2 separate regions of the Homo sapiens genome follow, and region 1 is linked to region 2. Evidence: chromatin loops called from intact Hi-C (ENCODE). Cell type or tissue: PC-3. All regions are shown on one strand. Each heading gives the region's core, and the rest is flanking DNA. Links, peaks and the distances in the headings are about the cores only. Region 1 overlaps ANKS1B (ankyrin repeat and sterile alpha motif domain containing 1B). Region 2 overlaps ANKS1B (ankyrin repeat and sterile alpha motif domain containing 1B).

Evidence for each region. Peaks named below come from ENCODE experiments on the same cell type or tissue, not always from the same donor. Only the 100,000 strongest peaks of a DNase experiment are listed, where the experiment ranks them.
Region 1: a loop joins it to region 2, with 5 times the contacts of the local background. A loop is called at or near these places in 2 of 110 quality-filtered maps.

The regions. Positions count from the first base shown.
Region 1 is chr12:99,517,946-99,529,195 of GRCh38, reverse strand. The region is part of intron 9 of ANKS1B (ankyrin repeat and sterile alpha motif domain containing 1B); the gene reads left to right. Among named protein-coding and RNA genes, the nearest start is that of GARIN6, 120 kb to the left of the region's middle. In PC-3, for the core only: no CTCF peak of the experiment used is centred there; no DNase peak of the experiment used is centred there; H3K27ac peaks cover 337 bases.
Region 2 is chr12:99,440,264-99,451,513 of GRCh38, reverse strand. ANKS1B (ankyrin repeat and sterile alpha motif domain containing 1B) reads left to right here. Exons shown (of 27, transcript NM_001352186.2): 11 at 7,705-7,841. Among named protein-coding and RNA genes, the nearest start is that of GARIN6, 200 kb to the left of the region's middle. In PC-3, for the core only: no CTCF peak of the experiment used is centred there; a DNase peak (open chromatin) is centred at 6,433; H3K27ac peaks cover 1,126 bases.

The sequences.
Region 1 (11,250 bases), core at 2,001-10,000, 78 kb before region 2:
TTGAGGATTTGTACAAAGGTGGTTCCTATTTAGTTTTACCTGACATTTGGCATGTTTTCAGTTGCATTTGTATGATTCATTACAGAGATTATTCTTGGGATTTCACCATTTCCAATTTCACCTGGGGTATGCAAATTTCTACACAGTAGTGCCAGAAATAAAAATCAAAGCTCATTTGTATTTGAAATGGTATCATCTCTTTCCTCAGGTGGTAGATTCACAAACTATATTTTTTCCCTGAAAATCACATGTACATATAATTTTTTTAAATCAAGCAAAGCAAAAGAGAATATGATCTCATTTCCCAGTGTTAAACACCAAATGTTTCTAATAATATCTTCTAGAAATATTCCAGGAATATATAATTTGAGTGCATACTTTTTTCACACAGATATGAACATACATCACATATTATTCTTCCCTTTGTTTATTGTTTTAGCTTAACATATCAGTACTTGCACATTTATCTCATTTTAAAAATTACTGAGTAGTAATAATGGCTACATTGATTGATCACTTAGGCTTTTAGACACTAGACTAAGTGCTTTATGAAATGAATCATCTTTTTGAAATGAATCATTTTATTCATGTTATGTTCCTCATTTTTAATGGGGTTGTTTGGTTTTTTTGCTTGTAATTTTTTAAAAGTTTTTTATAGATTTGGGATTAGACCTTTGTCAGATGCATACTTTGCAAATATTTTCTCCCATTCTGTAGGTTGTCTGTTTACTCTGTTGATGGTTTTTTTTTTGTTTTTTTTTTTGTTTTTGTTTTTGTTCTGTTTTTTGGCTGTGCAGAAGCTCTTTAGTTTAATTAGGTCCCGTTTGTCAATTTTTGGTTTTGTTGCAATTGTTTTTGGCATCTTCATCAGGAAATCTTTGTCTAGTTCTATGTCCAGAGTGGTATTTCCTAGGTTTTCTTCCAGGGTTTTTATGGATTTAGGTTTTATATTTAAGTCTTTAATCCTTCTTGAGTTGATTTTTTGTATATGGTGTAAGGAAGGGGTCCAGTTTCAATTTTCTGCATATGGCTAGCCAGTTATCCCAGCACCATTTATTGAATAGGGAGTACTTTTCCCGTTGCTTGTTTTTGTCAGGTTTGGCGAAGATCAAATGGTTGTAGACATGTGGCTTTATTTCTGAGCTCTCTACTCTGTTCTGCTTGTCTATGTGTCTACTGTAGCACCAGTACCATGCTGTTTTGGTTACTGTAGCCTTGTAGTATATAGCTTGAAGTCAGGTAATGTGATGCTTCCAACTTTGTTCTTTATGCTTAGAATTGCCTTGGCTATTTGGGCCATTTTTTTTTTTTTGGTCCCATATGAATTTTAAAATAGTTTTTTTCTCATTATGTTAAGAATGTCATTGGTGGTTTGATACATTTTAATCAAAGTTATTTATTGATTTTATTATTTCATTCACAACTACCAACAAAACCTTGAAGCAGATACTATTACTATTCTAATTTTGCAGATGAGGAAACTGTAAGACTTTGCCAAGGCAACTTTGTTAAAAAAGGCAGAGTTGGGATTCTGACTCCAGTTAAAGGGCTCATGCTCTTGAACTACTCTTCCTGTATTTTCCAAGTATATTTCACCAACAATTTGCATCAACATGACCTGGGATAATTGTAAGATATAACTCTCCATGGCTACCACCAGAGATTCCGATTTAGTAAGAATTCCGGGGAGAGCCACAAATCCGGATTACTAACAAGTGATCCAGGTGGACTTTGTGCAGTCTAAAGTCTGTAGACCTCTATATTGTACTATATTGCCTGTTTACAGCAACAATACTTATTTATTTTATTAAAGGGTACGTGATTTTAAAATTTTGATACCTATTACACTTTTGGGAATTTTATCAAGAAGAAAGATAATCCCCTTTTTTGATAGTCCCTAATTGTTATTTTTTTCCCAAGGAGTAAATATGTTAAAATGCTAAGAGATTAATCAAAAGTTTTTCAACGAGTACCTTTTACTGTTTTTTTTAACTCTATATTGGCTTGCTAGGGTTTCCATAAGAAAGTACTACAAACTGCATACCTTAACAGAAATTTATTGTCTCACAGTTCTAAAGGCTAGAAGTTCAAAATTAAGGTGTCAGCAGGACTGGTTCCTTCTGAGGTCTGTGAGAGAGAATTTGTTCCATTCCTGTTGGTTTTCTGACAATGTTTAGCATTTCTTGGCTTGTGGCAGCATAACTCCAATCTTCATATGATGTTATACCTGTGTACAAGTCTGTCTCCAGATTTCTTCTTTTTATAACGACACTTGTCATTGGATTGGGGTCCACCCTAATAACCTCATCTCCATTTAACTAATTGCATCTGCAGTGACCCTATTTCTAAATAATGTCACATTCTTATGTACTGGGGTTAGGACTTTGACACGTGAATTTTGGGAGGACATAGTTTAACCCATATCATACCCAAAGTAACATTCTTAGGTAGTACCCACACTGGTTTCTCAGAACTTTGTTGTTGAGATTTTTTGTTTTCAAATGTTAAATTGGTACCTCCAATTTTGAAGTGGCTGACCAAGCAAGGCTTATCTAAGAATCAAGCTTCATGGGGTTTCATCAGTAACTTCTAAAGAGGGATGCTATCCCGACACCCATTCACAGCTCAGACGATTGATATTGGTGAGATCTGATTAGTTTTTCTCATGCATGACACCAAGAGGCAGGCTTCCCTCCACCCACACTCCCATTTTATTATTTAATAGAAACATACAGCATATCCAGCATTTAGCATTTTTTAGATAGAGTAATAATTATGCAATGCCTGTAAATGGTGCTTTACAGTACCATGTTTTAGAAATAGTAATGGTAGTTTATCAATCCCACCTGTTCCGAGGTGAGGGAAAAATTTTAACATGGCAAAAGTTCTAAAGTCCATGCTGTCTAAAGATCTGCTTTCTAACGATCTCCTGTAACAAATGACAAATTAGCCAGAAAGAGGTTTACATCAATTCACACTTTGACTAACAGATGGTTAGTCTTTTAACTTTTATATAAAGTGCCCATTTTTTTCAAACCCTCACTAACACTGTGTATTATCTACAGCAATTTGATCAAGAATGGTGTGTTATCTTGCTTTCATGTACATATATTTAATTATAAATGAAGTTGAGCATCTTTTCATGTAAGAAATTTCTAGCTATTTTTACAACTGCCTGTAATCTTTGCTCATTTTTTTCTCTTAGGTTGATGGTCTCTTTCATCTCAATTTATTATTATCTTTATATATATTAAAGAGATTAACCCTTTGTTATATTTGTCAAAGAATTTTCCCAAATTTTTTGTCTCTTGATCTTTATGATATTTTAGTTTCTTTATACAAATTTAATAGTAGTATATATTCAAATTTATCAATCTTTTTCTGTACAACCTTGGTTATGTGTCTGGTTGTAGCTTCTGGTCAAAAGTTATTCTTATTTCAAGATTATTATAACAAATATATTTGCTAATTGTTTAAATCTTTATCAGGAATTAATTTGATATAAGGAATGCAGTAGTAATTCAAGTTTATTATTTCTCTCTAAATGACTAGTTGGTTACCTCACTGACAATTATTATATAACCCGTGGTTTTCTTACTGATTTGAAATACCACCTTTATAATGTAATAAGTTTCTGCAAGCATCAGAACCTTCTTTTAAAGTATTTTTTCTGTTATCTTGCCTTTCAATTATTGTACCAGAACCATTTGTAGTTTACATAAATATCTGATAAAGGTTGATCTCCACTCCCTCCATTACCTTTCTCTTTTCAAATTGATAACCTGTCTATTGTCACACATTTATTTTTCCAAATGCACTTTAGGCTTACTTGTCAAGAACTAAGTTGGAGTTGGAGGGAAACTGTATTGCAATGGTATTGTATTACATTTAAAAACGAGAAAGAATCACCATCTTTAAAATACTGAGTCAGTACAAAATGATAAGGTGTATTTTCCCACTGGTGTCCAATTTTATGTCCTTCTCTTAGCCCATGCCTCCCTGTGTGATGCCTTCTGCTGGTATATTATTGCATTTGTTTCCTAACGCTGCTGTAACAAATTACCACACATTTAGTGGCATAAAAAAACAACACAAATGTATTATTCTTCAGTTCTGGAGGTCCAGAATGGGCCCTACCAGTCGAAAATATAGAAAGGGCTGCTTTCCTTTCTGGAGGCTCTAGGGAAGAATCTGTTTTCCTGCCTTTTCCAGCTTCTATGAGCTGCTCACAGTCCTTGATTCATGGTGATATGATTTGGCTGTGTCCCCACCCAAATCTCATCTTGGACTGTAGCTCCCAGAATTCCCGTGATTCCTATGCTGTGGGAGGGATCCTGTGGGAGATAATTGAATTATGGGGGCAGTTCCCCAATACTGTTCTCATGGTAGGGAATAAATCTCATGAGATCTGATGGTTTTATAAGGGGTTTCCCCTTTTGCTTGGCTCTCGTTCTCTCTTGCCTGCTGCCATGTAAGACGTCCCTTGCTCTTCTGCCATGATTGTGAGGCCTCCCCAGCAACATGGGACTGTGAGTCCATTAAACTTCTTTTTCTTTATAAATTACCCAGTCTTGGGTATGTCTTTATGAGCGGCATGAAAACAGACTAATACATATGGCTAACTTCAAGCTCCAAAACCAGTGACAGCCAGTCAGATACCTCGTGTTGCATCACTGACACTGGCTCTCCTTTCTCCCTCTTCTACTTATAATGTCCTTTCTGAGTATAGTGGGCCACCTGGATAATGCAGTATGATCTCCTCATAGCAAGATCCTTGACTTACATCTGCAAAGTTCCTTTTGCTATGTGTTACGTAATGTATTCCTAGTTTCCAGGGATTCAGACATGGACATCTTTCAGAGCCATTATTCTGCCTACCACTGTTACGTGATGCTCCTTCCCCCATGGCTGCCTTTCTGTCATTCATTCTTTGCTCCCACCTAAAGTATCTTCGTTTTAAAAAAAAGTTATTTTTCTTCTGATTTCATATTCATGTTGTAGTTTTTCTTATTTGAATGTCATTGTAAATCTTCAGGGGATACTTTTTCTTGATATTGTGGGAAGATGTCAGAGTAGTCAGACCACTTCCAAAAACTTTCACCTACCTTGAGTCATTTGGAACTGTGAGTCATTTCTAACTTTAAAAAAGCCATAAACCCACACTCTTGTATTAGTGTTACTTCCCCCATTATCAGAAAAAATTCAGGAAGCAGTGAATATATTCAGGTAACTTGTACCATAGTACTAATACAAAACTTCTATTCTGATTCTCTCATTTACTTAGCATCTTAAAACTCGTCTAATTCAAACTGCTATCTTCTACACTCAGAAGATACCTTGTATAGGCTGGGTGTGGTGGCTCACGCCTGTAGTCCCAGCACTTTGGGAGGCTGAGGCAGGTGGATCACAAGGTTAGGAGATTGAGACCATCCTGGCTAACAGGGTGAGACCCTGTCTTTACTAAAAATACAAAAAATTAGCCGGGCGTGGTGGCGGGCGCCTGTGGTCCCAGCTATTGGGAGGCTGAGGCAGGAGAATTGTGTAAACCCAGGAGGCGGAGCTTGCAGTGAGCCAAGATCGCGCCCCTGCACTCCAGCCTGGGCAACAGAGTGAGACTCCGTCTCAAAAAAAAAAAAAAAAAAAAGAAGATGCCTTGTATAGATCAGGCTAGCCTTGAAGACTCCAGGGACAGAGAGTTTGCTACTTAGTAAGCAGCCAGTTTTATACTGCAAAGCTCTAATTATTAGAAATCTTATCATCAGCTGCAATATCTGTCCCTGTTACCATCTCCCCATCTGCATTATTTCTACTTCCTTAGAGATAGATAACAATTCTAATCACTATTTTACCTTTTAAATGTTTGTCATACACGTTCCTCAGCACCTTTTCTTATTTAATCTTTTCTCACATGACAGGGGTTTAATACTCACCATTTTCCTCACTTATGTTCACAGAAAACGGTCCATTTGGTCTTTGCCTCTCCTCAAGTGTCAGCCCCAGCACCAAGCCAAGTGCATCATGTGTGATTCCCCTGTAGTGTCAATTAAGATGCTTTAGTTTTCCCATGTGGCTAAGAATAGAGCTGTGCTAGGAAGCAAATTCAGTGAGATGCCCTATCAAAGTAGTCTAGAAAAGCCTCTAGGCCACCTAATTTCTGATTTGAAAAACTACATTATTGGTACTTTTGGGCAACTACTGTGTCTACCTCTGGGTTCCTGATTGTTGCTAAGATCTTTCGTAAGTCAGAAGGCCAAGTCTCCCCCAGTCTCTTTGATGAATAAGACCTTGCACAGCCTTACTAAAGGAAATTCAGCACAATCCAGTTAGCCCGCCTTTTATGAAATTGTGAAGCCAGATCATTCCCAATACTAATTAGCACTGAAGAGTGGAGGCCTGTCACTCTTTCTAGGTGAAATATCATACTTGTATTAAATCAGCTAATGTCACATTAATTTCTTTAACTGGCATGTTACAGTCTGACTCATACTGTCAGCTGTAACTCCTAATATTTTTTTCATAGTATTGCTAATCCACATAGCTCCATGATGAATTTTTTATAACTCTTTTCTCTACTGAAGCATAGAACCTTTTACTGAGTCACTAATAAAGTTTGACTTGTTATATTCTGCCCACCACTGATAGTTTTAAATGTTATAGAAAACACAGTGTAAACAACGTATGAACGCTTATTATATAGATTTCTTATTGCCAATATTTATTTTTCTTGGGGGGCATAATGTTCTCTTTACTTATTAAGTGCTGTCAGTATGCATGATTAGTCACTTTGAAGCAGTACTATTTGGTCTGCACATTGCACAATTGACAGTAGCAGGTAGGATAAAGGAATCTAAGTAAGGCAAAGCATCAAAGCTATTCATTCCCATTGGAGCTGTAAATTTAGGTGGCACAGGGCCTAAAGGACCTGTTTGGGATTCAGGGACTGGACATCAATCTCTTGGAAGAGAACTGTCAAAGACCAAGGCAGAGAACACAGTCCTAGGCCTGCTACTATTGTAAAAATTCAAGTACAAAAACAAGTCTAGGATCCATAATCAGGCATTAGAAAAACAGTAAGGAGAAGACTAGGAAGGACTTTGTATTGTGGTTTGAGAGCCAGCTTACCTGCAGTAGAATAGAACATCAGGTAAACTTAAAAGGTTTTCGACTCCAATCTCTGCTTCTCAAACAGCATTTCTGGACCCACCCAGGACCTAGGGGAACTTCCCGCCCTAAAGGGAAGGACACAGACCTGGCTGGCTTTGCTACCTGCTGATCACTGAGCCCTAGTGCCTTGAGTCAACAGAGGTGGTAGCCAGAAAGTGTTTACAGTGTGTGTGGGGCAAGACCCAGTGCTGTGCTGGCTTCAAGTCTGACAGAGCACAGTTTCAATGGCTGTGGCCACAGGGGTGCTTGCATCACCATACCCCAAGTTCCAGGTGGCTCAGCAGAGAGAGAGAGAGAGCGAGAGATTGAGAGAGAGACACTGACTCTATTTGTTTAGGAGAAAGTAAGGAAAGAGAACAAGAGTCTCTGCCTGGTAATCAAGAGAATCATTTCAGATCTTATCCAAGATCACCAAAATGATACTTCTATGAGTCTGCAAAAACCACAGCATTAGGGGGCTTAGAACCTAGGTCCCTTTGAGTATCTGGAAAGCCTTGCCAAGAAGGACAGGCACAAACAAGCCTGTACTGCGAAGACTACAATAAAGGCCTAACTCTTCAGTGTCCAGACATTGATGAACATCTACAAGCATCAAGACCATCCTGGAAAATATGACCTCACCAAATAAACTCAGTAAGGCACTAAGGACTAATCCTGGAGAAACAGAGGTACATGACCATTCAGACAGATAATTCAAAATAGCTGTGTTGAGGAAACTCAAAAGAAATTCAAGATAAGATACAGAAGGAATTCAGAATTCTATTACATAAATTTAACAAAGAGAATGAAATAATTAAAAAGAATCAAGTAGAAATTCTGGAGCTGAAAAAACGCAATCAACACACTGAAGAATGCATCAGAGTCTTTTAATGGTAGAATTGATCAAGCAGCAGAAGAAAGTGAGCTTCAAGACAGGCTGTTTAAAAATACACAGTCAGACCAGGAACAGTGGCTCATGTCTGTAATCCCAGCACTTTGGGAGGCTGAGGCAGGCAGATCACCTGAGGTTGGGAGTTCGAGACCAGCCTGACCAACATGGAGAAACCCCATTTCTACTAAAAATACAAAATTAGCTGGGCATGGTGGTGGGCACCTGTAATCCCAGCTACTTAAAGGCTGAAGCAGGAGAATCGTTTGAACCAAGGAAGTGAAGGTTGCAGTGAGCTGAGATCATGCCATTGCACTTCAGCCTGGGCAACAAGAGCGAAACTCCATCTCAAGAAAACAAAAAACTAAACAAAACAAAAAACACAGTCAGAGGAAGCAAAAGAAAAAACAACAAAAAACAATAAAGCGCAACTACAGGCTCTGGAAAATAGCCTCAAAAGGTCAAATCTAAGAGTTATTGGCCTTAAAGAGGAGGTGGGGGTAGAAAGTTTATTCAAAGGGATAATACTGGAGAACTTCCCAAATCTAGAGAAAGATATCAACATTCAAGTACAAGAAGATTATAGAATGCAAGCAGATTTAAACCAAAGAAGATTACTTCAAGGTATTTAATAATCAAAGTCCCAAAGGTCAAGGATAAAGGAAGGATCCTAAAAGTAGCAAAAGAAAAGAAACAAATAACAAATAACAGCTCCAATATGTTTGGCAGCAGACTTTTTAGTAGAAACCTGGCAGGCCAGGAGAGAATGGCATGACATATTTAAACGGCTGAAGGAAAAAAACTTTTACCCAGGAATAGTATATCTGGTGAAAATATGCTTTAAGCATGAAAGATAAATAAAGATCTTCCCAGACAAACCAAAGCTAAGGGATTTCATCAACAACAGACCTGTCCTACAAGAAATGTTAAAGGGAGTTCTTAAATCTGAAAGAAGAGCATGTTAATGAGCAAGAAGAAATCATCTATAGGTACAAAAGTTACTGGCAATAATAAGCACACAGAAAAAAACAGAGAATATTATAGCACTGTAATTGTGGCATGTAAACTACTCATATCTTAAGTAGAAAGATTATACAATGAGCCAATCAAAAATAACAACTACAACAACGTTTGAAGACATACACAATACAATAATACATAAAGAGAAGCAACAAGAAGTTAAAAAGCAGGCAGACAAAGTTAAAGTGTAGAGCCTTCATTAGTTTACTTTTTGCATGTTTGTTTAAGCAATCATTGTTAAATTGTCACCAGTTAAAATAATGGATTATTAGATGGTATTTGCAAGGCTCATGGTAACCTCAAATCAAAATACATACAATGGATATACAAAAAATAAAAAGGAAGAAATTAAATCATAGCACCAGAGAAAATCACTTTCACTAAAAGGGAGAAAAGACAGAAGGAAAGAGGGAAGAGAATACTGAATGAGAGTCTGAATGAGAAGACTGACTTCAAATAGAGTGGCCGAATAGGTGAAAAAACAAGAGCCAATGATCTGTGCCTGCAAGAAACACACATCATCTATAAAGATACAAATAGACTGAAAATAAAAGGATGGAAAAAGATATTCCAAGCCACTGGAAACCAAAAAAGAATAGGAATAGCTATATTTATATCAGACAAAGTAGATTTCAAGACAAAAACTATAAGACAAGTCAGACAAAGAAGGTCGTTATATAATGATAAAAGGGTCAATTCAGCAAGAGGATATAACACTTATAAATATGTGTGCACCCAACCATGGGGCACCCACATATATAATGGAAACATTATTAGAGCTAAAGAGACAGATAGGCCTTAATACAATAATAGCTAGGTCTTCAACATCCCACTTTCAGGATTGGACAGATCTTCAAACAGAAAATCTACAAAGAAACATTGAACTTAATCTATACTATACATCAAATTCACTTAATAGATACTTACAAAACATCTCACTCAGTGACTGAAGAATACACATTCTGTTCCTTAGCACATGGATCATTCTCAAGGATAGGCCATATGTTAGCTCACAAAACAAATTTGAAAACATTCAACCAAATTTAGATAATATTAAGCATTTTCTCTGGCCAAAATGGAATAAATATAATCAATAACAAGAGGAATTTTGGAAACTATACAGACACATGAAAATTAAACAATATGCCCTGAAATGACCAGGGGTCAATGAAGAAATTAAGAAGGAAATTGAAAAATTTCTCAAAACAAACCATAATGGAAACACAACATACCAAAATGTATAGGATATAGTGAAAGCAGTACTAAGAGGAAAGTTTATCCTATAAGTGTCTACATCAAAAGGAAGAAACACTTCAAATAAACAACCAATTGGTGCATCTTAAAGAATTAGAAAAGCTAGAGCAAACCAAATTTAAAATTAGTAGAAAAGAAATATTAAAAATCAAAGCAGAGATAAATGAAATTGAGATGAAGAAATCCATACAAGATATCAGTAAAACAAAAAGTTGTTTTTTTGAAAAGATAAACATTGGCAAACCTTTAGCCAGACTCAGATTGACAGACCTTTATCTAGACTAAGAAAAAAAGAGAGAAGATCCAAATAAATTCAGAGATGAAAAAGGAGACATTACAACCTATAAAGCAGAAATTCAGAGGATCATTAATGGGTTCTATGAGTAACTATAGGCCGATAAATTGGAAAACCCAGAAGAAATGGATAAATTACTAGACACAGACAACCTATCAAAATTGAGCCATAAAGAAATTCAAAACCTGAACAGACTAATAACAAGTAATGAGATTGAAGGTGTAATAAAAAGTCTCCCAGCAAATAAAAGCCTAGGACCTGATGGCTTCACTGCTGAATTCTACCAAACATTTAAAGAACTAATACTAATCCTACTGAAACTATTCCAAAAAGTAGAGGAGGAGAGAATACTTCCAAACTCATTCTACAAGACCAGCATTACCCTGATACCAAAACCAGACAAAGACCCATAAAAAAAAATACTGGTCAGTATCTCTGACTAATATTAATGCAAAAATCCTCAACAAAATGTTAGCAAACTGAATTCAACAATATATTAAAAAGATGTTTTATCATGACCAAGTGGGATTTATCCCTAGGAGGCAAGGATGGTTCAACATATGCAAATCAACCAATATAATACATCATATCAACAGAATAAAGGATAAAAACCATATGATCATTTCAATTGATGCTGAAAAAGCATTTG
Region 2 (11,250 bases), core at 2,148-10,147:
CCAGCCATTTCTTCATGCCTGAATTTTACTAGTCTGTCAGAGGCCTTCATAACTCCTGCCTCTTCCATGACAGCTTTCTTGAATTCCCAGCCAGAAGTAATCTCAGTCCTATTCTTCAGCTGAAAAGCATCTATCATGGTCCCTGGTATACTTAAACTGTTTGTTACATGCTGGGTATTGATGTTAAAATACTAGACTGTAATGTTGCACATGAATTATTTTATAGTCATAGAATATTTTTCTTCTAAAAGATAAAATAAACTATAAGTATTTTTTCTAATGTTGTTATTATAGACTAAACTGACATTCATAATGAATAATTAATATGTAGTAAGGGAATCTGACAAGAAGATAGTCCTCTTATTTCAATCTGAAATTGCAAGTATATTTTGCAGTTTTCCCTAAGCAGTTTTATGTGCCTCATTTCCTTTTTATCAGCAATATTTTGTAACTGCATATGTGAAATGTAGGTTGAGCATGTAAAACTGTCTTGGTCATAGGCTGCTATTTTACCAAGTCCACTGGATAATTGGTATTTTTTGTAAATTATATTATCAAGGATATTTTGGGAATAAACCAGCTTCTTAAGACTCATATATCTTCTAGAATATGCTTCTCATTTGGATTTTCTTTGAAAGGATCATGGAATTATTATAAAAGCCAGACCAGCTTTCTTCATATTATTAAATACATTTGTGTTGGTTTCCATTGACACAGGTTTTGCTTTATCTACTTTACTTCATTTATTACTTTAAAAGGATTGCATTAAGCTAAGAGCTATATAGAGAGAAATATGACTTTATGCAAAAATATAACCTAGTCTGGAAGAGTTAATGAACAATGCAAGATAGTACAAAATCAAATTATCAGTGTAATGGTATAGCTCATGGATTCAGAAGATGAAGATACTTAGTCTTTTCTAAATAATTTAGTACTTAATTATCCACTGTCTTATACTATGTATTAAAATACTCAGAAAAAAAACATTCAAGAAGCTGTTGGCTTACAGTTTGCAGGGAGTTCCCAGCATTTTCTTCTGGCTTTAGTGCAAAAGCAGTTAAGACCAGCCCTTGCAATGAATCATTCCTGTTGTGTTTAATTTTATAAGTTCAACTTAACTAGTCCGTGAGATGCCCACACATTTGGCTAAACATTATTTGGGATGTATCTGTGAAGGTGTTTTTGGATGAGATTAATATTTGAATGGCAGACTGAGTAAAGCAAATCATCCACCCTACTGTTATTGGCCTTATTCAATAAATTGCGGACCTGAATTGAACAAAAAGGCCGAGTAAAGGGGAATTTCTCCTGCCTGACCTCTTGAGCTGGAACACTGTTTTTTTCCAGGCCTCCAGACTTGGACTGAAATGTTGGCTCTTGACTTCGAGTCTGCCAACCTTTGGATTAGAATTTACAGCATCAACTTCCTTGGTTCTCAGGCCTTTGGATTTACAATGGAACTACACATAGGCTGTCCTGCACCTCCAGCTTACCAACTGCAGATCTTTGGACTTCTTAGGCTCCATTAATTATATGAGCTAATGCCTTACAGTAAATCTTTGTCTAGATAGATAGATAGATAGATAGATAGATAGATAGATAGATAGATAGATAGATAGATGGATAGATCCTGTTGGTCCTATTTCTCTGGATAACTTTGAACAGTACAATGTCTCAAAGGATCATCTGCTATTTCTGGAACTAAATTCTGTCCCTACCAATTTGTGTTAATAGCTAAAAGATACTGCTCTCAAATATCACGCAAGTACTCTAGATGTGTTGTCTAAAAAGGATAACTATTTGTTTTCTTGTTTTCCCTCTGGGTTTCTTTGATCTTCCATATTTTATTTTAATTCTGATGGTGTTTCTTTTGATAATGGAAAAGGAAACTCATATACTGAAAACCCCTATTATGTGCCTAAAAACATACAAGTTATTTTTCTTTTCTTTTATCTGCACACGTAAATGATAGAAGATGGTAGTTAATCATTTGCATTTTTACAGTTAAGAAACTTGAAATCCAGAAAGATTAAATAAATGATCTAGTGTTACACAGGCAAGTTGTTCACAGACTTCAGCATCTGGTATTAGGATATAAGTTTCGATGCTTTTAAAAATTAACATTTATTAAAAGACTAAGAGTTAGTTATATTTAAATGTGTATCTTGTAACAACAGGTTGAATAATAAGCAACACAGAATTGATGATGAAACTAACAGCGGAACAGGATTGCATGAGTCAGAACCACAAATCCAGAAATGGATCCGTAAAGACTTTAGATGCTGGAATTATCAGATTAAAAAACCAAAGCCAATTGTATTTGCCATTTTAATATAAAAGTAAGCTTGAAAATGTTTTTAGGAACTAAAAAATACAAACTACTGACATCATATACTTGATTAAGAACCAAATAGAAATTTTAGAACAGAAAAGTCTACTAAAATTAAGAAAATGGTTTGATAGCAGCCTTGACACAGCTGAAGAAAGAACCAATAAACTAGAAAATAAATAGAAGAAACTATTAAAAATGCAACAGAGAGACAGAATGAAAAGAGAGAATAAATGGTTAAAAGAATAAAGTCTGTCTAGCATTACTTCAATAGAGTCCAAAGGGAGAGAGAGAATGGGAAGGCAATATTGGAAGTTATATGGTAGAGAATTTATGCTCCTCCTATAGTCTGTCCCTTTTCTGCTGATGGCAGCTCTATCCTTTTAGTTCCTCAGGCCAAAAGCCTTAGAGTCATTCTTGATTTCTCTCTTTCTCTCCCTATATCCAGCACATCAATAATTTTAAAAAATTTAATTATTTTTAAATAGACAAAAATTATATATACTTATTGTGTACAACAAGCTGTTTTAAAACATGTATACATTGTGGAATAGCTAAATTGAACTGATTAGCATATGTATTACCTCACATACTTAGCATTTTTTTTGTGGTGAGAACTCTTAAGATCTACTCTTTTAAAGAATACAATACATTGTTATTAACTATAGTCACCATATTGTATGATAAACCTCTTGAACTTATTCCTTCTAATTGATATTTTGTGTCCTTTGACCAACATCTCCCCAGTCCCTGGTAACCACCATTCTATTCTCTGCTTCTGTGAGTTCGACTTTGTTTAGATTTCATATATAAGTGAGATCACGTGTCATTTGTCTTTCTGTGCCTGGCTTATTTCACTTAACACAAGGTCCTCCAGGTTCATCTATACTGATAACGGAATTCCCTTCTTTTTTAAGGCAGCATAGTATTCCACTGTATGTATATATTACATTTTCTTTCCATTTATCCATTCATCTCTTAATGGACACAAGTTAATTCCATGTCTTGGCTACTGAATAATGCTACAATAACATGGGAGTGGAGATATCTCTTCTACATAATGATTCATTTCCTTTGGATATATACCCAGCAGTGGGATGGCTGGATTATGTGGTAATTCTATATTTTGTTTTTGAGGAACTCCATACTATTCTCTCTAATGGCTGTACTAATTTACCTTCCCATTAACAGTGTACAGTGGTTCCCCTTTCTCCACACCCTTGCTAGCATCTGTTATTGCCTGTCTTTTTTATAAAAGCCATTTTCCCTGGGGTGAGATGATATTTCATTGTAGTTCTGATTTGCATTTCTCTGATGATTAGTGTTGTTAGGGATTTTTTTCATATACCTGTCGGCCATTTGTATGTCCTCTTTTGAGAAATGTCCATTCAGATCCTTTGCCCATTTTTAAATCAGGTTATTGTTTTCTCACTATGAGTTGTTTGAGTTCCATATATTTTGGATGTTAACTCCTTATCAGAGGTACTGTTTACAAATATTTTCTCCTATTTCATAAATTGTTTCTTCACTCTCTTCATTGGTTCCTTTGCTGTGCAGAGCTTTTTAGTTTGACATAATCCCATTTGTCTATTTTTGCTCTTGCCTGTGCTTTTGAGGTCATAGCCAAAAAATCATTGCCCAAATCAATGTTGTGGAGGTTTTTCTCTGTGTTTTCTTCTAATAGTTTTACCACTTCAATTTTACACTTAAGTCTTTAATTAATTAAGAAAATGTTTTTTTAGAGAGTGGTCTCCCTATGTTTCCCAGACTGGCCTTAAACTCCTGGGTTCAAGCAAACTTCCTGCCTCAGTTTCTCAAGTAGCTGGAAGTACAGACATGTACCATTGCACCCAGCTTTAATCCATTTTGAGTTAGTTTTTGTATATAGTGTGAGATGAAGGTCTAATTTTATTCTTCTGCATGTGAATATCCAGTGTCCCAATGCCATTATTGAAGAGGCTGCCCTTTCCCCATTGTGTGTTGTTGGCACCTTTGAAATAAATTAACCAAAAATATGTGTATTTATTTCTGGGATTTCTGTTCTTTTCCATTGGTTGATGTGTCTGTTTCTATGCCAGCATCAAGTTGTTTTGATTATTATAGCTTTGTAGTATATTTTGAAGTCAGGTAGTGTAATGTGCTCAGTTTTTTCTTTTTGTTCAAGGTTGCTTTGTCTATTCAGGAGCCATCAAAAAAATTCTTGGTCTATTTCAACAGTTCTGGACATTTCAACACATGTCCAGAATCTAATCACTTATCAACTCCAAAATGCTAACGTCATGACCTCTAGCTTGGGTCTCTAGTCTTAACATATCTTCCAGCTTCCAAATATTAAATATTATACTATATAGTACTCAAAGGCATACCCTAAAGATGTTTTTATGGTTGACTTTTTTGTTGTTTTTATTATTTATTTTTCATAGTGTCTATGTCTACTTTTTAAGTTTCTGGAAGTTGGTTCAACTATATTTTGAAGTAGAGTGTGCTCCTACCTCAACTATGCCGATCTTCTTCAGGCTATGTTTCTATGAACCCAATCATACCTATGCATATCTTTTGCATACCTGCTATGACATGCTAACTCTCAGAAGGGTAACATGGCATCAGTCTGAAATTTGAATCCTTTTCTGCCAGTAACTGAGAATATAACTTTGAGATGAGTTTCTCTGTAAAATAGGGATGGTGATAGTGGAATGTATTTTGTAAGTTAATTTGGGTATTAAATGAGATTCAATAAGTAAAATAATTTAACATGGCTTGTCTGCACATAATAAATGCTCAATAAAAGTTATCTATTATTATGTCACTCCCTGCTCAGTCTTCAATATTTCTCATTGCCTACAGAATTAAGTATGTTTATATTCTAATAAAACTTCCTTTCACTCATTCAAACTTATCTCCAGTTTTTTTGTATATGAAATAACAGCTTCAACTGTGCTCTTCCTACCTTCATGCCCTAATATCTAATGTTTTGTTCCAGCTTTCTTGCCTGAAAACTGAAGCCTTTCACAGCTATCTTCTGTCCAAGCCATAGTCTGATTACTCCCCCACCCCACCCTGTTTTTTTTTTATCATGCTTCCTTTATCTGTTATCAGTTCTCAAGTTATATTGCATTGTAATTTGTTTACATGTCTGATGACACATTTAAGAGTATACTTTTGGGCTGGGTGCAGTGGCTCATGGCTATAATCCTAGCACTCTAGGAGGTTGAGGTGGGTGGATCACTACAGCTCAGGAGTTCAAGACTAGCCTGAGCAATATGGCGAAACCCCATTTCTACTAAAAATACAAAAAATTAGCCAGATGTGGTAATGTGCACCTGTAGTCCCAGATACTCAGGATGCTAAGGTGGGAGGATCACTTGAGCCTGGGAAGTTGAGGCTGTAGTGAGCTGTGTTCATGCTACTGCACTCCAGCCTGGGTGATGGTAGTGAGACCCTGTCTCAAAAAAGAAAAGGAAAAAACCCAACAGTATACTTCTCGAGGGCAGGGATTCTTTTGAAAAAAAATTCATAGATTTTATTTTTAGAACTTCTTAGACTCACAGCAAAATTGAGCAGAAATTACAAAGTTCATATATTCTCATACACAAAGCCTCCTCTACTATCAACATTCTGCTCCAAAATGATACCTTTGTTATAATTGATGAAACTACATGGACACATCATTATCACCCAAAGTTTATAGTTTATACAGGTTCATTCTCGATTTATACATTCCATGAGTTGGACAAATATATAATGATGATGTATACTCACCATTATACTGTTAAATATAATAGTTTTACTGCCCTGAAAATCCTCAGTGCTTAACCTATTCATCCCTACCTGCCTCCAGTCCTTGGCCAGAGATTCTTCCTAGTTAATCTTTAGAACATAACATAATATTTGACTCATAGTTGCCCCAAATAAGTGTTCTTACATGTGTAGTTTTTAGATGAATGAAAGAAGGAAGGGATAGGTTGGAGAGAATCAGAGCATCTTGCTGACTAATGTTTTGTGTGTTTCAGTATTGACTCATGGTTTTCTAATCTACTCAGAAGACCACCCCATCTCTTTTGTGATGCCAATTCAAATCCCACCTTTTCTGTTAAATCTTAGAAGAGTGTGCTCTGGACACTTTTAAGACTTATTTTATGAGTCATCCAAGTAATTCTATGTGTCATACTTGAATTTTTTGTTTTATGGGCCTTTGTCTGGATTCCTCAGTGAGACTGAGTTATATTTTTATATGGTAGGTAGAGTTTTATGATAATTCATCCCTTTGTGTTTTATGAGGAAAAGATGCCTTGATGAATTCCTGTATTTCACTGGGGATTGTAGACAGCGATCAGGAACAGAGAAACTTCCTGGTCTATAAAAAATTCAGTCTCAGTCTCTTTTGCAATCAGTTCAGCTAACTGTCTAGGAAAGAAAATTATTGGGAACTAATTAAAAACAACAGAGAAGTAAACTTTTTATTTTTTATTTTTTTGGCAGATTTGAGCTTGCAGCAGTTTTCATAAAAAGCTATTGAAGTTTGCCAAATTGTTGTTAAAATAACTTTTCTATGTGCTACCAGAAGTTATTTATAGAATAATTTTCATCCTTTCCCAAGTATTTTAAACATTCTAAAATGGCATCCTTGATGTTATTTTGCTTTAATATGAATTTAAGAAAAAAATGTTACACATGTTGTTGATTTTCAAGTCATCTTTTCTTTATTCCCCCCTCCTAAATACTGAACATAAGAGAAGATTAATTTAGATTCTGAAATTTTATTCATTTAGCTTTGACCACATAGGTTGCTATACTTATCTAGGAGTGATAATTTTGTGTTTATCTACATCATAAAACCATTTTGCACAAATTTCAGTTTTTCATCAAGCTTCATTCACTAGGGTGCTTTTCTATAGTTTGTGGGATTTCTAGGAAAAGTCATTTGAGGAGGCTTGAATTTGGATTTTATGCATCAGGGAGATATAAAACTCCCACTTTAATAAATATTAATACTCATTTAAGAGATTATTGGGAAAGCTTTAGCCCAATCATATCATAAAATTATATTCTTTTTAGTTAAGGTAAGGTTTTAGTTATTCATATAGTAGTAGCAGTCTTAAGAGCTATGCTGGATAATCTATCATTATGAATTGAATAATAATACACTTGTCTCAGAACAACATTCCAGGGGGTGATAGTTACCATTTTAGAAGGAAACAAAGCATTCAAAAAGCATTATCTTTAAAATATACTACTGAGCATATTCCTCATTATGATCTTGTAATTGATACCAGTTTTAAAAGTTGAAATCTCAATTTATGTTCAGAAAATTAATTTCAAGTCTTAAAAGGTAAACTGAGTGATTAGGTTCATGGCAGTTCTATTTTTATTCACAGATAATGCCTCTGAGGTAGCAGTTACTACTCCAGGAACTAGTAACCATAGAAACAGCTCAACAGGCCCAACACCTGATTGTTCACCTCCATCCCCTGATACTGCCCTCAAAAATATTGTAAAAGTCATTCGACCCCAGGTAAGTGCCCAGAATGGCATCATTTTCCCTCTAATGTGTTTTGATTTGAATCAATGCATGTACATCACTTATATTGCAATGCCTGGACTGTTTTATGTGGTATGTCAATGGATTTCTAAATTAAAAGAGGGGACTCAGAAGAGGATGTTTGCTTCCTTTCAAGTTGGTGATAAACACTGAAATCTGCATTAGTTTTTGGAAAAATGAATTGTGCCTGTTACATGAAGCAGTGAGACTTAGAAAAATAGCTATTTTACATCATTTTTCTCTCACAACATTTTAATAATTATGCTCCAATTATTGAGCTGTTACATATTTTCTGGTGTTTCCTGATCCTTTTGTCTTCATTCTTCTGGACAATGCTGCATGGTTTGTGATTATTTCTCTGTCTTCCAACCCAAGTGATTTTTATATTTCTCTATCTTCTCTATTCTTATGGTTTCAATGAATATTGTCTGCGTTTAATATTGCTCCTTGTTTTCCTCCAGTGTTCCCAGTCCTCTAGCTAGTCTCTCTTTATCCTTTGTTCTTTTTTCCATTCCTGTCTCTTTCCTCTATGGATTTCTCTCTTTTCTCCCTTCTCTTTCAGTTGGATTTTCCAGTAGGCGGTTTGCAGGCAAGCTTTAGAAATATCATTGGGACAAGCTGTTCTGTGATATTTCATTGAAAATAGCACTTATAAAGCTGTTTGCATTATATTTTTGCCAACAGATGGACCCAGAACACGAAATTGGTGGTGTTCTCAACCTGGCTCGTTCTGAATGGGCCTCATAAAATCCAAGACAGGAGGACTTTGGATTCAATCAATGCCATTCATCATCTACTTAGATATAGAGTATGAATAAATCCTTTGAGCCAAATTGTAGGGAAAATGTGTCTTTTAAGACTATTTAGGTCTAAATAAGCAAGATTTGTTTAATATTTTTCCTTGTTTAACATAAGTTATTTTAGATCATTTTTATTATAATCTTCATCCTCATTGATAAAATGGCACTTAAATTTTGGATAGCCACTGCAGTTTGTAGAACACTTTAATATAAATTGTTTCCTATATCCTTCATCAATTCAAGTGCAATTTGTGTTTCAGTGTTTATAGATAACATCACTGGCACTCCAAAGGGGCTACATTGTCCAACTGATTTGGAGTTTCTTTTTTTTTACTTTAGTATATTTGCCTCTTCCAGTCCTGCTCAGAGGTTAAAAATATCCTCATGAGGTTGTATAATTTGACACATCTTTAGGAGTATGGAATATGCAGGTTCAGGGGCATTTAGGCACAGGTAACATTTGACATAGTGCCCCAATATGTGGAGAAGAAAAATGTTTTCAAAAATGTCGTCTTCTGCCAGGCACAGTGGCACACGGTTGTAATCCTAGCTACTTGGGAGGCTGAGGCAGAGAATCACCTTGAGCCCAGGAGTTCTAGACCAGTCTGGGTAACATAGTGACACCTTCATCTCATTACAAAATGTCCTCTTTTTCAAGGAAATTTGATGGGGTCTATTTGCTTCAAGATAAACCTCACTAAACCCAGATTTAGTTGCTATCTGTCATTTTCGTTGACACTGGTTCTCTCATATGAAGGTGTTTCTGGGGTTAATGTGTTTCTAGTGCATTTCCAGCATTTTAAAGCTATTTAAGTAAGACATTGTCCTATATATGTTAATAAAATTCATTATTAAATATATTTGTTTTTATACCAATGTAGATTCTCTAATGTAAATGCACTTGGTCATTCAATGAATGAAAAACAGATTCTTTTCTATAGATCCATGATCTGAATAACTGAGGCATTATTTCATAAATCCTTCTCTGCATATTCTAATTGAGTTTAGGTTCACCTGGTTATCTTTGAAGAAATCTAGAGGTAGAATTAAAGCCAGAAATTCCATCTTGACCCAATTTCTTGGTGCTGTCGTTACTTAAATGTTTATCTTAGTAACTGACTCCATCTTTCTTAAATGTTATAACAATGCTTTAAGGAGAAAAACAAATAAGTGAGAAAGTTAAGTAACTCAGGATGATGGTGTTTAAATTAGAACCAATGCAGCCTGTATTTATGTAATAGAACAATAACAGCTATATATCTATATATTTTCTTTCTCTATATATAATTGCAGAAAGAATATAACTTCAATTAGGCTACTCTTTCTTCCACCCTGGAGACATTGGTGCATGACTTATTTCTCCATATGAGTTATGACCTTCAGGGGGCTCCTCATTCATTGTAGAAAGGGAGTAGTATATTCACATGGAAATACTTATGAGAGAGTATTCAGGTAGGACATGAGGTTTCAGGAAAGGATTTGAAGACTAGAGGATGTGCATAGAGGATGGATGGATGGATAGAACAGGAGACTCCTGCTGTGTTCTGACAAATCACAGGTGTGTCAGGGATGGAAAATGGTTGAGAGCTACTGTTCCAAAGAAAAGATAATTATTGATGAACTTATATAAAAGCCTATATTTTAATCACAGGTTTAATACTCTAACATATTTGTTAATTCTGGTTTTCTCTCTGAAAATGCAGAAAGTGTGGAGTTAGATTGATTTATGGGTATTAAAGACCGTTCTAAAAATTTATTTATTAAAAATTAATAATATGATTGAAATGATAATTTCACTTTTAAAACTTGTGTTGAACTTTGAAAATAAAAATGTAAATGTGACCCTTATTCATGAATTTACAATTCTTTGACCATTAGCTGATGTGTTCAGTCTTTTATTGTGGGAAGACTGATATTGAGTAGGTGAGGTAACGGCAGAACTTTTATCTCATTCACTGAAAATAGATACTACTTAGATGTAGCAAATTGGTTCCTTTTCCTTTGCCTCTTGTATACCTTTATGTAGTTTATTTTCTTGTAACTCTACCTGTAAATGGAGAGCATCCATTGTAACGAAGGAGTCCTTGCTTTCAATATGAGATAGGGCTGATAACACATTGCATGTGTTTCTGCTTAGTTAATTACTTGGAAGCTGCCGGCTTCCCAGTGCTTTGTTGAGTTTGTTTTTATTCAGCATATGCATTAACTAAGTCACAGCTGTTAGTTCTGCATCCTGTGTTTGATCTTTTTCACCTTTGTTTCTTTCAGTTATTTCACGTCTTAAAATCCTCTAGATTGTGAAGCAATCTATTTCAAATTCAGAGTGACTGAAATGGTTATTACTCTTTTCTCTTTGTTTCTCTCCAGTATATTAACCCACAAGCCTGAATTTTTCTACTTACTTGTACTTAAATACTTGAAAAAAAAATCTTTGAAATATATATTAGGTAGGTCTATTGACATTCTAGTTATCTTCTTTTTACTGAATAGTTATATGTTACTTGTGTTGGCTTTGTTTTTAAAATAGTTCCTCGTGAAACATCTTGTTTTTCACAATTGAAGAATCAAATACACAGATCTTA